2 separate regions of the Homo sapiens genome follow, and region 2 is linked to region 1. The links are chromatin loops, found by intact Hi-C in ENCODE. Cell type or tissue: Calu3. All regions are shown on one strand. Links, peaks and the distances in the headings refer to the core of each region. The heading gives the core; the rest is flanking DNA.

What was found. Peaks named below come from ENCODE experiments on the same cell type or tissue, not always from the same donor. Only the 100,000 strongest peaks of a DNase experiment are listed, where the experiment ranks them.
Region 2: it touches region 1 in a loop (2.6-fold over the local background); 2 of 110 quality-filtered maps call a loop at or near these places.

Annotation. Positions count from the first base shown.
Region 1 is chr3:193,036,352-193,044,697 of GRCh38, reverse strand. No RefSeq gene overlaps it. Among named protein-coding and RNA genes, the nearest start is that of MB21D2, 120 kb to the right of the region's middle. In Calu3, for the core only: a CTCF peak has its summit at 3,426 (motif pointing right); a DNase peak (open chromatin) is centred at 3,387.
Region 2 is chr3:192,882,867-192,891,212 of GRCh38, reverse strand. The region is part of intron 1 of MB21D2 (Mab-21 domain containing 2); the gene reads left to right. Among named protein-coding and RNA genes, the nearest start is that of MB21D2, 31 kb to the left of the region's middle. In Calu3, for the core only: no CTCF peak of the experiment used is centred there; DNase peaks (open chromatin) are centred at 2,212, 3,302, 3,962, 4,992 and 2 weaker places.

The DNA of each region.
Region 1 (8,346 bases), core at 92-8,091:
TTTAGCCTCCTAAGTAACTGGGACTACAGGTTTACACCACCATGCCTGGCTAATTTTTTTTATTTTTTGTACAGACAGCGTTTTGCCATGTTACCCAGGTTGGTCTCAAACTTCTGCACTCAAGTGATTATCCAACCTTGGCCTCCCAAAGTGCTGGGATTACAGGTGTGAGCTACCACACCCAGGCTGAAGGAAGGTATTTTAAAGAATTGTGGTATAATGGAGAGATTGGATTAATACTCAGAAGACCTATTCTGATTATTAGGCTACTTGGCCACATGACTTAACTCTTCTGAGCCTCAATTTTGTTATGTATGAATTCAAAAACATTGTTCCCATTCTTGCCTCATAGCATTGTTACAGAGATCAAATATGTTAATATATTTGAAAAAACTTTAAGCTTTTTAAAAAGTATTTTGTGCTACTTATAATCTATTCTTTTCTAACTAAAGGAGTAATGGTAGTTTATTATGGAAAATTGGAAAATGCAATACAGTAGAAAGTAAATTAATGTGACTCATAATCTCACAATTTAGAAATATCAACTGTTAAAATTTTGACATGTAAACTTCCACACTATTTGTCTTCTGTATACATGTGTATGTGTTTGAAAAATCAAAGTCACATTATAAACATGGCTTATGACATACATTTTTTCACTTAAGTGTCTTGAGTGTTATAGACTGAATTGTGTTTCCTCCAAATTCCTATGCGGAAGTCCTCACTCCTAATATGACTGCATTTGGAGAAAGGGCCTTTAAAGAGGTAATTGCAGTTCAATGAGGTGGTAAGGGTGAAGCCCTGTTCCAACATGACTGGTGTCCTTATAAGAAAAGGGAGAGAAAGGGCGCAGTGGCTCACGCCTGTAATCCCAGCACTTTAGGAGGCTGAGGTGTGTAGATCACGAGGTCAGGAGTTCGAGACCAGCCTGATCAACATGGTGAAACCACGTCTCTACTAAAAATACAAAAATTAGCTGGGCATGGTGGTGCGCACCTGTAGTCCCAGCTACTCAGGAGGCTGAGGCAGGAGAATCGTTTGAACCCAGGAGACAGAGGATGCAGTGAGCCGAGATCATGCCACTGCACTCCAACCTGGGTGACAGAGTGAGACTCCATCTTAAAAAAAAAAAGAAAAAAGAAAAGGGAGAGACACCAAGAATGTACAAACACAGAGAAAGGACCATGTGAAAACACAGCAAGAAGGAGGCCAGCTGCAAGCCAAGGACAGAGGCCTCAGGAGACAGCAACCCTGCTGGCACCCTGATCTTGGACTTTTGTTCTCCAGAACTGTGATAAATCAATTTCTGTTGTTTATGTTACAAGGTCTATGGTATTTTGTTATGGCAGCACCAGGAAAATAATATATTGAGCATTTCCCTGTAAATATTTTTAAATAATTTTATTTTTAATGACTGAAAATTCATCATTTTGATATAATTATGTAGCTAATCCTCTTTTTTGAAATATTTAGGTCATTCCCAATTTTTGCTATCATGAATAATGCTTTTAATATCCTTGTATGTTGGTAAATCATTTTTTAGATGCAAAATGCCCTCCAAAAAGACCATAGTATAAATTAATGGGAATAAATTATGGGAATTCTTCATACTATTTCTGCAACTTTTCTGGGTTAAAAATTACTTCAAAATAAAAATGAGAGAGAAGGCCAGGCGTGGTGCCTCACGCCTGTAATCCCAGCACTTTGGGAGGCCAAAGTGGGTGGGTCACCTGAGGTCAGGAGTTCGAGACCAGTCTGGCCAACATGGTGAAACCCCGTCTCTACTAAAAACACAAAAATTAGCCGGGCATGGTGGCGGGAGCCTGTAATTCCAGCTACCTGGGAGGCTGAGGCAGGAGAATCACTTGAATCCCGGAGGCGGAAGTTGCAGTGAGCTGAGACCATGCCATTGCACTCCAGCCTGGGCAATAAGAGCAAAACTCCATCTAAAAAAAAAAAAAGTGAAGAGAAATCTCATAACAAAGCTAGAATTCCACTAGAATATGTACATGAGTATTATCCTGCAGCCAATATTGTATAGGCACAGGACCAGAAAAGCCTTCTTGGAGATCAATATTCTGATTGCAAATACTGTCAATCCAACAGGGGACTCTAACAGGAATGCTTTCTCTTGGCAGGAATTTGACAATTTGGTGCACAGCTAAGGATGGGGAAGGAAGGAAATTTAGAAACATCTTTCTAAAAATTATTGGTCCTGCACAGAGAAGAATAAATGTGAGAATGGAGGTGGGATTCCTACCTTTGCTAGTCTCTCCTTGATTTTATAAGCAATGACTATCACACAGCTCCCTTATGCTCCTCATTTTAGTAAAATTTACCCTAGCTCTTACAATCAGGTGGTGCTTACAGGCTTTTCTATGACAATTCAATAACAGTCAAATATTTACTGAACACTTATACAGAGTTTTGTTGGGGGTTATAGAAATTAATGAGGATCGTTCTCTACCTTCTAGGTGGACACACTAGTGAGACAGACTCATAGAAAGGAAAACAATAAGCTATCATAAAAACTGAAGGAACTAAGCCTCACTGGTGGCTGGGAAGGCACTGAATATGCATTAAAGAGATCAGGGAAGCATTAATAGAGGAGGTAGTATTGAAGGATGAATAGGATATTGCTAAGCAGAGTCAAATGGAAAAGCTGCTAAAAGTACCTAACATCTGAAAAAGAATGACCAGGGTTCATGCATGAGATAGGGTGCATGGGGCATGCCATGGGATATGAAGCTGGGCATGGGAGCCAGTACTATGGATTTTGAATTATTAAAAGGACACCAATTTGCATTTTAAGATTACTGAGAAAATGTTAAGGGTAAAAGAGTAGAATGTGTATCTTGCCTGGTTCAAGGGTGACAGAGAAGGGTTTGCTCTATCCCCACTCTATCCCCATCTCCTAAAATTCAGTTCACAGGGACACTGTTGCACTCTGCAGAGCCAGAAAGAAAGATGTGTTAGTCACATACTGTAATACAAAGCTGTGATATGATGTGATCAGACAAAAGACTCCACACATTGCTGCTGAGTGCATGGCCGATGTGTTTAGTATTTGTCAATGCATGAAATAATGGTTCACTCTTCATTTGTGTTAAAGCATAATGCAGGTTCACTTGTGTTAAGGTTTAAGTATGCATCTGCCAATCACTGTGTGACCTTCTGGAAGTGACATACTCTCTGAGAACCTCAGTTGCTTTTTCTGTCAAATGTGGGTAATAAAAGCTACCTCATAAGGATTTTGTGAGCATTAAATGAGATCATGCACATGTAAGTGTTTGCTAGCTATAAAGCATGATATAAATGTTATTGTTACTAGGATAATTCGTGTGTGTGTGTGTGTGTGTGTGTGTGTGTAAAAATGACAGGGGGAGAAAATATTCTGTACTATTTTACCAGAAGGTGGCAGCATTTTGTTTGCTAGGCATTTCCTGCCTGTGTTACCTCTAACAGGTATTTTCTGGAGACTTCTTCAGGCAACCAAGGAAATCTCATGGGGAGGTATATGAGTTGAAGACCCTTATTCTTGTTTGTCTTATGTTGTTTTAAACTACAGGGAGATGAATATATAGAAAAGTTACAGGGAACAAAGTCTTCTTAGAAGCTCAATTAGGGGAAAATCATTTGCTCTCCTGCCCCACCACTGCAGCATAAGCCCTTCTCTGAGCCTCCCATTTGCTGGAGCCTTTTAAAATGCCTTTATTGTTGTCTGGTGTTTGAAGCAGAGATGTACATTTTGGATCTGATTAATGTTTTTGTTGGATTGTCTCTGTGTCTCCCACATGTTAATCCACATTACCATATTCAAACATGTGCATTAACTGAACACCTTCTAGCTGCAGAGATTCTGGATAAAATTACAAATCTGGTCATATTTTTCAGGATCTTACAGTAAGTCTTGTTAGGAAGATCAAGTATGAAACAACTTGAAAATGGTTACAAAATAACATATCAACATGAATAAGCAACAATACCATCAACTGAATTGGGGGTCCTGAAAATGCAAAAAAAAAAAAAAAAAGATCAGAGTGAGAGGAGGGTGGTGAGGTTTTCTGGAGGGAATATATTCTACTTATTATTTCACATCAAAATTTGTGATGTTTCATAACCTATTCCACCACACACACACCCAAAACACCCTATACCTCACCATTTTTAAAAGCCTTATTTATTTATATGTATGTTTATTAACATAATGTTTGAGTTTGTTAAAATATATTATTTCCTGTTACTTCTTATGGCAATATGACAATCTTCTGGATATATTGCAAAACTAAAGTTTCAGAGAACAGAGACTACATCTAACTAAATATCTTTGCAGTGTGTCTAGTGAAACTAAATAGGCTTGTGGCAAGTCATTTTAACCACCTTTTAAAAAAAATTGCTTTCCAGTACTCTACTTGGGGAACCAAAGTGTTCCCTAGACTTGGTTTTGCTTTCCGTCTTGACAGTGAGGATAATACAATAATGCTGGTGCTGTGATGAAACGTGTCCGCTATGAAGTACAGTCCAATTGATACTTATTGTTTTATCACATGTTGGGACAATAAAAGAAGATTTTTTAATTTAAGGAATTATTATTTACATGGTGACAAAAGGCTGTGAATCCAAAATCAACAGCATATCAGATCTGGTTTCACTAAGAAAAAGACCAGGACTCCACTTGGGATTCAATCTCTATGATCATCGCCTCCCTGGTAGGAGCTGGGAAAGTATCTAGGTCTACAAAACTTCCCCTGAAGCCCATGCAATTGACAGTTACCACTGCCACCATTTTCATTTCCAAATTTGTTTTAAAATGGATCTGATTTTTGCCCAACATCCACTTAAGTGCCCTGCTATCTCAGAGTAAGGAGCAAAGATTACACAGCTAACCCTTTCTTTTGTCTGTGAGAGCAAACAAATAATTAAACCATATTAAAATAAGGTAGTTCTAGACCTCCTGAGATATTTGGTAATGCATAACATGACTTGCGAAAGTCATTTTTTCCCCTGAATCTCATTTTACCCATCTATTAAAAGTGGGGGGTGAGGAGGGCTCAAGGATGGTGGCACGGATTAGCTCTAAGGGCCCTGCCAACTTTGACCTTCTGTGATTCTAAAAGAAGTCAAGTTTTGATAATTGCCTGGGATTCAGTATCAGGCCCCTGTAAGGAGCATCAAGAGTCTTTTAATGAAACTCATTTTGCTGTATGTATTTATAACAGCACTTGAATCGGGCTGGTTGAGTATTGGTCAATAATGGGGCCTAATATGAAAACGATCACCAGATCAATCCTTTCCCCTTCAGTTAGGAAGCATCATTCACTACCATTCAGGTAGTGAGAACACCATTTCGGAGCTGCCCAGGGTCTCCAACAAATGTGGAAAATGTGAACACTGCCTCTGATGATGAATGCCACAGATCTAAGAACATTTTTATCCATGAATCAGCAAAAAGAGCATTTGCCCTTAAGTAACAGAACTTAAATTTGAGACCTAGCTCTGGACCTAGCCCTCGCTCTAACCTGGTTTGAGTCCTCAAAGCCAAACTTCAGTTTATAATATTTAAAACTTAAGAATAATATCTAACTGCATGGCTGCAGTATTACTCAGCTGACATAATAAATGTAAATTTTTATAAAGATGTATCAATCAACATTAATTGAGAATCCACAACATGAAAGTTACATGGTTTTCAAGGAACTTTCAGGGTTTTTTTTGGGGGGATGAGGAGGGTGGCAGGCATGCAAACAAGTACCATTTTAAAAGATTAAAACTGGTAAGCCAGTAAGAGGAGTACAAAATGGCATGAGCAGAAATTTCATTCATGTAATTCACTACATTAACCAAAAAAAAAATAAGTTAAACTAAGGTAATCTCAACAGGAACCAAAATTAGTGCAGAAAAAAAAATTTTTGATAAAATTGAACAGCTATTCCTGATTGATTAAAAGCCAACAGAAAATTCCCATACTAGAAAGAGGCCCTGTACCAAGAACCTAAAGTAAATTTCATAATAACATTAGAAACATTTCCAGTTAGATACAAAATGAGTTAAAGATGCCCTCTACAATCACCACTCTTATTTGACATCATCCTAGAGATCTTATCCAGTAACAAGACAAAATAAAGGAACAAACAAATCTATTATTATGGCGAAAAAGCTGAGATATTTTTTCAGTTAATATGATCACCTATCTAGAAAATCCACAAGAATCAATTTTTTTAAGTATAAAGATTAGGAGTTCAGCAATGTAGTTAGATTGAAGATCAATAGCTTTCCTACACATTAGCAAAGCCAATTAGAAAATACAAAATAAAAATCACAATCACAACAGCAACCAAAACTGTAAAATTTCTAGAAATGCAAGAACTATATTACTTATGAAAATGCATAAACAAAGACCTGAATAAATGGAAAGACAAGCAGTATTTCAGGAAGGGAAGACTCAGTGTAAATAAGCAGCGCCAGGTGAACAATTAAAACAATAAGGCAATCCTATTACTGGGTATATACCCATAGGATTATAAATCATTCTACTATAAAGACACATGCACACGTATGTTTATTGCGGCACTGTTCTCAATAGCAAAGACTTGGAACCAACTCAAATGCCCATCAATGATATACTGGATAAAGAAAATGTGGCATATATACACCATGGAATACTATGCAGCCATAAAAAAGGATAGATTAATGTATTTTGCAGGGACATGGATGAAGCTGGAAACCATAATTCTCAGCAAACTAACACAAAACAGAAAACCAAACATCGCATGTTCTAACTCATAAGTGGGAGTTGAATAATGAGAACACATGGACACAGGGAGAGGAACATCACACACCAAGGCCTGTTGGGGGGTGAGGGGGCTAGGGGAAGGATAGCATTAGGAGAAATACCTAATGTAGATGATGGTTGATGGGTGCAGCAAACCTCCATGGCACGAGTATACCTATGTAACAAACCTGCACGTTCTGCACATGTACCCCAGAACTTAAAGTATAATAAAAAAATGAAATAAAAAAAACAAGAACAAGGCAGCTTCAGGCATTCTGAGATGCAAAGATTTTCTGGACGTTCTATTAAGTGGGGAAAAAATGTAACAGAATAATATAAAAAGAAATTATTCATTTTTCTAAAAAACAACAAAACCACATACAGTTGATTTTTGAATAATGCAGGAGTTAGGGGCGCTGTCCCCTGCACAGCTGAGAAGCCATGTATAATTTTTGACTCCCTATAAACATAATGACTAATAGTCTACTGGCTAATGGAAGCCTTACTGATAACATAAACAGTTGATTAACACATATCTTGTATGTTATATGAATTATATACTTCATTCTTACAATAAAGTAAGCTAGAGAAAAGAAAATGTTATTAATGAAATTATAAGGAAGGGGAAATAGTTTTATAGTAGGTACTGTATTATAGATACGTATATCTGTTTACAAACCGAATCATCAGTCTGAAATGGTGGGCAACCATAGCCGCAGACCTCAATCTTACCAAGCAATTCGACTTTTTCTTCTAAAGTCTTGACTTTTCTCTGCTCCTTGGAAGCACTACTGACATCACTAGTGGCACTTCATATGGGTCCCTTGGTGTTATTCAACGTTGACTATATCACACGGGAAATACAGGAGAACCACCCCGAAGGATCACTTGTTACTGCAACATGCGATTTGCTGGAGAGAGGAACCACTCGCATGCAGACCCATGTCACTGGGTGTTTTCAGCGGATATTTGCTCTACTCCTCACTACACCGTAACACGAGAGGTCTGCAAAATGATTACAGTAGTGCAGTATGTACTACAGTTAACTTTACGCGGTTATGATTTAATACTGCTTCTTTACTTGTTTACATTTCTCTTGACTGCGGGTGGTGCGATGCATGGTAAGTAAATGTTTATGTGAGTTTTGACAAATTTTAACATTTTATAATAGATTTATACCCATGTCATAGTAGTACATGATAAAATAGACTTATACCTACATATATTTTATGCATTCATAACTTACCTTCATTTATTTATTTATTTATTTATTTATTTATTTATTTCGAGACGGAGTTTCGCTCTTGTCGCCCAGGCTGGAGTGCAGTGGCGCGATCTCGGCTCACTGCAACCTCTGCCTTCCGGGTTCAAGCGATTCTCCTGCCTCAGCCTCCCGAGTAGCTGGGATTACAGGCGTGCGCCACCACGCCTGGCTAATTTTGTATTTTTAGTAGAGACGGGGTTTCTCCATGTTGGTCAGGCTGGTCTCGAACTCCCGACATGCCTTTTTCTTAATGTTTCAATATTTCTAGGCTAAAAGATTCATCTGTGAGTTTTTCAAATTGTCCAAAGTC
Region 2 (8,346 bases), core at 38-8,037, 150 kb after region 1:
TGACCATATGTAAATCTGTATTTATGTTTTCTCATGAAAAATTGCATAATACACCTACCTGTTTGAGATAAAATGACTCACCCAATTAATGTGACCAGAAAACTTCTATAAGAACTTTGTACAAGTCAGAAGATGATGTGTGTTTTGTAGTTTAAATAAGTCTCCCCCTGCGTGGTATTCCTTTTCTTTGAGATAAGCCGCTAAGAAATAGTGAACATGACCTCTAAAAATACAACTCTAGACTGGGGTAGGAGATGTTGCTATCATTTCTTCCCCCACGCAGGATAAACTGAGTTTTTATGAGTAATATTTAAAATCACCATTCTTTCTTCCTCTCCCCATGTCTCTGCGTGGACCTAGTATTTAGGGACTCCTGAGAAGCACGTACATCTTATATCAATAACCGCCTGCCATGGAGGATGTGAGGAGGATCGTTATGACGTAATGCCATATCCTCAGAGCATGTATCATTTTTGCCGAAATTTGTTTGTTTCAAAGGTTTTTAACCAGATAGCACAATCACTTGGCTTCATGGCTTTCAAAATTGATGAGTTTGTACCTGCACAGTCGGGAATGGCAGGGTATGCCAACTGTGAACTTTATAGGTAGGATTTTTTTTTTTTTTTCTGTAATCATTGCTTACAGAACAGATTGCATCAGACTTTTTCTATACCTAGAAAATTATCATGTGGGAAGTTCAGGTTTCGCTTTTGTCCTGATGCCCCATCAGACCTTACAAGCTAAGCCTGCCCCATTCTAAAACCCAGGCTTTCTTTAAAGGACAAGTACAAGCTCTTTGTTTATTTGGTGTCTTGAGTTTCCAAGATATGCTCAAATTATGATTTCCCTAAGTATATTGCCTTGAAAATACCAGGAAAAAAACCTTCTTAGTCTTTTTATTTATGTTGGGAATTTCTCCTGGCATCTGTGATCAGTGCAAATAGATCATCTACACAATGATGAGAATTTCTGTTTGCATATTACCATTAGCTAGTTTTATATACTAAAAATGGACCTACATACCTGTTCTGTGAGGGAAGCAGGGACATGCTCCACTATTTATTGCAAGGAGATATTTTTCCAGAAACACCAGAAGGATGTCAAGAAAAGGTTGCTCTTGGTTCTTGTTTCTGTTATTCTGGGAATAAATAAAGGTAAAAAGAATTGTTTTTTCTGCCTAGCTGTAGTTTCAGAAATGGCATTAGACATGTGTTATTTCTGGAAATCTGTCCTTCACAGTGAAGTCATTTCTGGTGTCTACCGTTGGATTTTTTTTTTCCTAACTGACTAAGCAACACTTTTATTATTTTATTTTGTTAAACGAAGTGTTGACTCTGGATGTGGGTGTTCAGGACCTTAATTCTTTTCTGTTGGAGGTCATTGGACTGAGTTCAGTCCCAGCAGTGATAAGAGTTATAATGTTTTCTTGTTATGTTGCACGCTTTAGAAATAGTTCACAAAACACTTTTCACATCTTTATACTCTGCATACATGGATTTTTCTTGTTTGTTAGGTATTTTGGCTTGGGCTTGAGAGTCACCCTGGAACAAGCCTCTGGAAACTGTATTTACACATTTAAAAACAAAAAAAATCTTCCTGTGATAAACTCTAGGGCCAGCAGAGGTAGGTAGGACCTGGCCTGGGCAAGTGTCTTGTAATTTCCCTAGAGGCTGCAGCCTCAGGGAAATGCTGCTGGAGCTAGGTACAATAAGACTTTTTAAAAAGAATAACACTATCAAGTAAAAATTAAGTATTAATTGCAAAGTTAGAGCTTCAGAGCAAATCAACTTCCTGTAATAAGCAGCCCATTGAATTCTTTTCTGCCAAGAGCTCCTGCTCTCTGGGTCTGTGCATTCCAGCCATTCCAAGCTACTCACCAGTCTGTTCTCACATGCTTCAGTGTCTTAGTTCATTTTTTCCCTTTTTTATGTGTTATAAGTACTCTTTGAAGGTCCAGCCCCAAAACCATCTTAATAGAGAAACCATCTTAATAGAGAACTCCTTAACCCTTTTGTCAGAAGGGTTTCTCTGCCTGCCTGAACTAACTGTATATTTGTGTGTGTATCTGTTTGTTGAATACATCATAAATAGATTTTAATTCTTCTGCCTGGTGACATTTCCACTGGATTGCGTGCTTGCTGAAGGCAGGGACTTGGGTGGGTTCTTTCCATGCTCCTCCCAGTGGCTGGCTCCCTGTCATGCATATGTGAACCATAAGGGGCATGATTTGAGCTGGTAGAGATGATAGAGTCCCTTAGACTCTACCAGAGTCCAGATCGCACCACTGCACTCCAGCCTGGGTGACAGAGCTGGACTCTAGATAGCTTGGTCTGGAGTTCACAGGTCAAAGAGGGTAGCACCTTCTCCTTTACATCATTCTGCTGAAAGAAGCTAAGAATTAACATTTTAGGAAAAATACTTGCAAAGAGGGGAGGGATTTAGTGAGTAAAGACTCAATAAATAAAATACCTTAGTGACAGAATGTTTTAGGTGAAATAAGTCATATAAACTGCTTCGTGCTCACCTCGAAAGCACAATAAATGGGAGCTGTATGATCATATGGTAAGAGCTTAAGAATTGTCAGTGATAATCCCTGTCCTGTAGGCATTCATAGTCTACCAGATAATAGAGCATTTCTCTGAGGACGGAAGACTTTGGTTAAGTCAACCTGACAACCATAAAACATTAGAGGAAATAACTGTATTTTGTGGATAAGATTTTCTATGGGTAGAAATTCTTCTTTTGATTCTTCAGAGATGTTGATGGTTGCTTAGGAGCGCGCGTGCTTTAATGAATGTTATTTCTTTAATGGAATTTACTAGAGCTTCCAAGATATACTGCGTTTAACCTTCTTATAGTTTGTTAATGATTCCCAGCTCTTGCCTGGGCCTCTGCACTTTGGCTTCTGGATGTGTTTCTTTGGCTTAGTCATTACTTAATAGATTGAGGAGGAGAATCTTTCAGGGCATTAGATTTTCATGGCTATTTAAGGAGTTCAGATTTAAGTGTAAGGCTGGAATAAAGCTGATTGCTAGGAGGTTTTTGTATGATGCTCTCCATTTTAGAGGTTCTCACTAAGTGGATAGTGATGCCTGGTGCTGGGGTGCAAAGGAGCCGGGAGACTTTTTCCCAGAACGGAGGAGCAGTGTTGGTGCCCTTCTAGTCCCCAGATATGCAATTTAAATAAAGCCTTGCTAGATTCTCCCCTTGCAAATGCTTGCAGCCTACGCGTCCCCTGTTGCCTTGTTCCTCAGTATGGGACCCGTGAACCAGCACCAGCACCTGGGAGCTTGTTTGAAGTGCAGCATTTCAGGCCCCACCCAAGCCTTACTGAAGAGAAACTGCATCTCCACAAGGTCCCAGGGTGACTCAGATGCACATTCAAGTTTGAGAAGCAGTGTCCCTTCTAGAACTGCAAAAGGTAAAGCAGATCTTAGGGCTGCTAGCGTTCAAAAAATAGGATGCTTTTTATTTTTACGTAAGAGCAAAGCAACCTGTTAGTAAAGGGAAAAAATATTTTTTGTTGGGCTAAGCCATTATTTAAAACTTTATTTTGGAACTTCAAACATATAAAAATAGAGACTGGTATAATGAACCCCCATATACCTTTGTTTTTTCTGTAACCTCTACCCCACCGTGGATTATTTTAGATCAAACCTAGACGTATAATTTATCCCTAAATATATCTTTTTCCTTTTTTTGAATATTGTGGTAAAATACACATAGCATAAAATTACGATCTTCACAGTTTCTAAGTGTACAGTTTAGTAGTGTTAAGTACGTTCACATTTTTGTGCAATCAATTTCAAGAACTCTTTTCATCTTGTAAAACTGAAACTGTATAAATATTAAGCAACGTCTTTTTTCCTTTTGAACATACCATTTTCACTCTTCAAGAAAAGTTAACAATAGTTGGGTGTGGTGGCGTGTTCCTGCAGTCCTGGAGGCTGAGGTAAGAGGGTTGCTTGAATCCAGCAGTTTGAGGCTGCAGTGAGCTACGATGACATCACTGCACTTCACCCTGGGAAACAGAACGAGACTTTGTCTCTTAAAAAGTAAAGTTCATTGATATCGTCAAATGTCTGGTTAGTGTTCACATTTCCCAGAGTGGACAAAGAAACCGAAGAATTTGGTTCAGCGTCTTCTCGAAATGAATTGGTAGCCCTGTTTGTATAGTGAAGAATCTAGGGACAGTGGCGAAAGTGGGGATTTTTTTTTTTTCCTTTCCTTAACTTACAGCTTGACAGGATTTTAAATGAAGACTTTGTAATTTCCAGTCTTCTAATTTCAGAAAACAGAGTTTTACAGTAGAAGAACATGGACTTATGGATGAGAATGGAATCTGAATTAGTCATTGCTTCTTAGAATCAGGCAAGATATTTACTCTTTCGTTATTTTAGGTAAAAAGGTACTGTGAAAATTGAATTAAATTGGAATTAATGAACTAGAGTTATATTTCCAGCAAAGGTAAAATTCAAAAACGTAAGGGTTAGAAAAGCAAGTTGTAGAATGACTAGTACATGACACCATTTATTGAATGTTAAACAATAGTATAAATTGCTTATGAATCACACATATGGTAGAAGTATGAAATGTGCTTTAGAGTGACACACTCGTATTTCAGGATAGTAGTCATCTCTCTAAATGACAGCAGAGTGGAATGGAATAACTGTATCTGTAGCTTTCTTTTTTAAATTATTATTCAAAAGCCCGAAGGAAATGTAGCAAAGTGTCAAGATTTGCTAAAGGTGGCTGATGGATAAATGAGTACTCGTGGTATTAATTCTGTTGTGTGTTTGGAAATACTACAAGGGAAATACCTTAAGAAAACTAGTCAACGTACGTGAAAATATTTTGTAAACTCAAGTACTCAAGAATGTTAGCAAGTATGATTTTTATTTATACTCCCATCTCATCACAAAACAATGGAGACTTTGTCAAAAATTATAAAAATAGACCAGGTGCGGTGACTCACGCCTGTAATCCCAGCACTTTGGGAGGCCAAGGCGAGTGGATCACGAGGTCAGGAGTTCAAGACCAGCCTGACCGAGATGGTGAAACCCTGTCTCTACTAAAAATACAAAAATTAGCCGGGCATGGAGGTGGGCGCCTGTAATCCCAGCTACTTGGGAGGCTGAGGCAGAGAATTGCTTGAACCCGGGAGGCGGAGGTTGCAGTCAGCCGAGATCGCGCCACTGTACTGCAGCCTGGGCGACAGAGTGAGACTTCATCTCCAAAGAAAAAAAAATTATAAAAATAATTGAACTAGTGGGGTTTAAAGACGTAAGGAAAATAATTAAAAAGAGCCATTTGTGATGTGTGTGGGATTGTCCAAAATTTGAATACGCTTTCTGTTCATCACTTTAGACTCAGGTGAAGTTCCAAAGAGTTAATAATGGTGGGCCATGGTCATTTTTGTTTTTATTGGAATTTATAGTTCTCCTGCTTCCAAGGAAGATTTGAGGTGGCAGAGTCCCAGCTTGCTGTGGCCTTGTGGCCCTGAAAGTATCTTCTACTCAGAGAGCCTGCACATTGCCCTGTCATTTGTGCCTGTCCCTCTCTAGGCAGCACTACTTCAGAGCCATCTGAGACGAATGGTGGTTTTAAAGATGATTGAGAAGGAGCTTCTTGGAGCTTCTTAGAGGACTGTTGTGTGTTTAATTACCTTTTCCCGTAGGCTGTAGGAAAACTCCCCACTTCGGAGTTTTCCTGCTGTGCATGTGGAGGCAACTGATCAGTTCTCATTATAATAATCCTTGCCTAGAGGGTGTGATAAAGGTCACAAATTTGATATTTATTCATGAGTAGAGGACTGAAACCCATCACTGTAGATGTACTTTCTGGCAATGGAGAAGATTTGGGATTTTAAATCAAAGAGCATGTCGTGGGAGTGGAGAGCAGAAATATTGTTAATTAAGCCACGTTGACAGAAATGATAGAATTTATCTTGCCAAGAGTTTAAATAATGTGCAATTTATGCAGGTTGTCTATATCAAGATCTCTTAGTTGTGGATGTTTTATTGTTAGTAATTAAATTGGGCTTACAATGTAGTCACATCCGGTATCTGAAGATAGCTTGAAGTCTGTCTTTAGTCTAACCCTTGCTATTATGATTTCATTTCCCTCACAGAACCAATTTTTGTCCTCTTAGTCATATTTATTGCTCTTACCTCAATTCTCAAATATCTCTAATCTTCCAGAAACATATATAATTATCTTTTAAGGGTCTGAATTGTGCCAGATGTAGCAGAAGAATTGCTTCCTGGCTCTTGCATGACACTAAATCTTTTTGTATCAGATTTTACCTCTGTAGAATAGGAATGACACTCTGTCCTTTCCTGAGTGATTCATGGATTTGTCCACGTATTCAGATATTTATTGGGCTCCTCTTATGTGTAGGGTGCTGTGGTGGGTGTCATGAGGAAGGCAGGCGTGGAAAGGGGACAGTTGTACACATGTGTGCATGTGAATAGAGAAAAAGAGGCTCCATTCAGCCTCAGATTTTCTGTTTGACTTTGATCAGGATGGAACAAGACATGCACCTCTGGCCGGGTGCGATGGCTCACGCCTGTAATGCCAGCACTTTGGGAGGCCAAGGCGGGCAGATCACGAGGTCAGGAGATCAAGACCATCCTGGCTAACACGGTGAAACCCCGTCTCTACTAAAAAATACAAAAAATTAGCCGGGCGTGGTGGCGGGCGCCTGTAGTCCCAGCTACTCGGGAGGCTGAGGCAGGAGAATGGAGTGAACCCGGGAGGCGGAGCTTGCAGTGAGCCTAGATCGCGCCACTGCACTCCAGCCTGGGTGACAGAGCAAGACTCCGTCTCAACAACAACAACAAAAAAGACATGCACCTCCACCTACCTGAGTCTCCAACACTATTGAAGTTCACTTCAATTTCAGTTGCCATATAGTTAAAAGGGAGAGAGGATTAGTGCAGAATTAAAGAATGATTTACAATGTTTGAATGGTGGAGAAGTTAAGGAATGATAGGTTTAGAATGTAAACAATAGTAATGAAGGAAATGCAGGAAAATGCAGTTTTACATCACCACGTCAACACTGGACCCTAACTTTGAAAGGTAGGGGAATGTCCCATCTGATATACGCCCATGCCAAGGGCTTCGGACATGGCTTTTCATGTGTGTGAATCTAACTGGTTTTGACTCATGTTCACCTACTTTGCTGTGACAAGGAGCCTCAGATGCTGAGAGTCAACCATAGAAACAGATCAAGCTTGAGAGGGTTGTGAGATTTGATCTAGATTTGATGGTTGCCTTCAGGCAGCAACACCACTATTAATAGAACTTATTTTTTTATTTTAAATTGACTAAAAGACTCCCCTGTTTCTGGCAGTGAGATGTCTCTAAAGGGGAATCAAGGAAGCCAGAATGAAGGTGATTTAAGCCTCAGATCAGGGAACTATTTAATAGTTATGTATCTTTGGAGCTAGAAACTAGCTTTCAGAGGGAGGTGACTCTCCTAGTATTACAGAGGCATTCCTGGGACTGGAATGCTGATCTTTTGGTCTACTGATCCCACCGAACTCTGTTGTCACAGAGATACAACTACAACTACTGGATCATGTTTCCAGATACCTTCTAATGGATCGTTTCCTTTTCCCCATTCTTTCAGATAATTGTCAAGGATTTATATTCCTGGCAATAAACAGAAAACCTAGTTATAAACTAAGCTAAAAGCCATGTTTAAAATTCCCTACGCTTCAGCCACTGTCAATAGCTGTCTTCCACACTACCATTTTTAACCTAAAATATAAATGTTTATGTATATGTTTTACTCTCATGCTATGCTACAAACTAGATCTTCTTTTCTTATGTTTTTCTTGTCAATAGATAATTTTTAAAAAGTTTTAAACATGACTCATACAAATATAAAATGAGTACATGGCAAAGATGTATTTAACTCGTTAATGAGGGAACCAGTAGGAAGCTAAAGTGGTTCAAAGAGCATTTGAGGAGCTGTGTAGTTAATAGGCCCTGAAGAATACCGGCACAAGATTGCTAGGTTAGATATGAAACTGGTCAGGCTGGGCACGGTGGCTTACACCTGTCGTCCCAGCACTTTGGGAGGCCGAGACGGGTGGATTACCTGAGATCAGGAGTTTGAGACCAGCCTGGCCTACATGGTGAAACCCCATCTCTACTAAAAATACAAAAATTAGCCGGGCGTGGTGGCTCATGCCTGTAATCCCAGCACTTTGGGAGGCTGAGGTGGGTGGATTACCTGAGGTCAGGAGTTCGAGACCAGCCTGGCCAACATGGCAAAGCCCCATCTCTACTAAAAATGCAAATTAGCTGGGTGTGGTGGTGGGCACCTGTAGTCCCA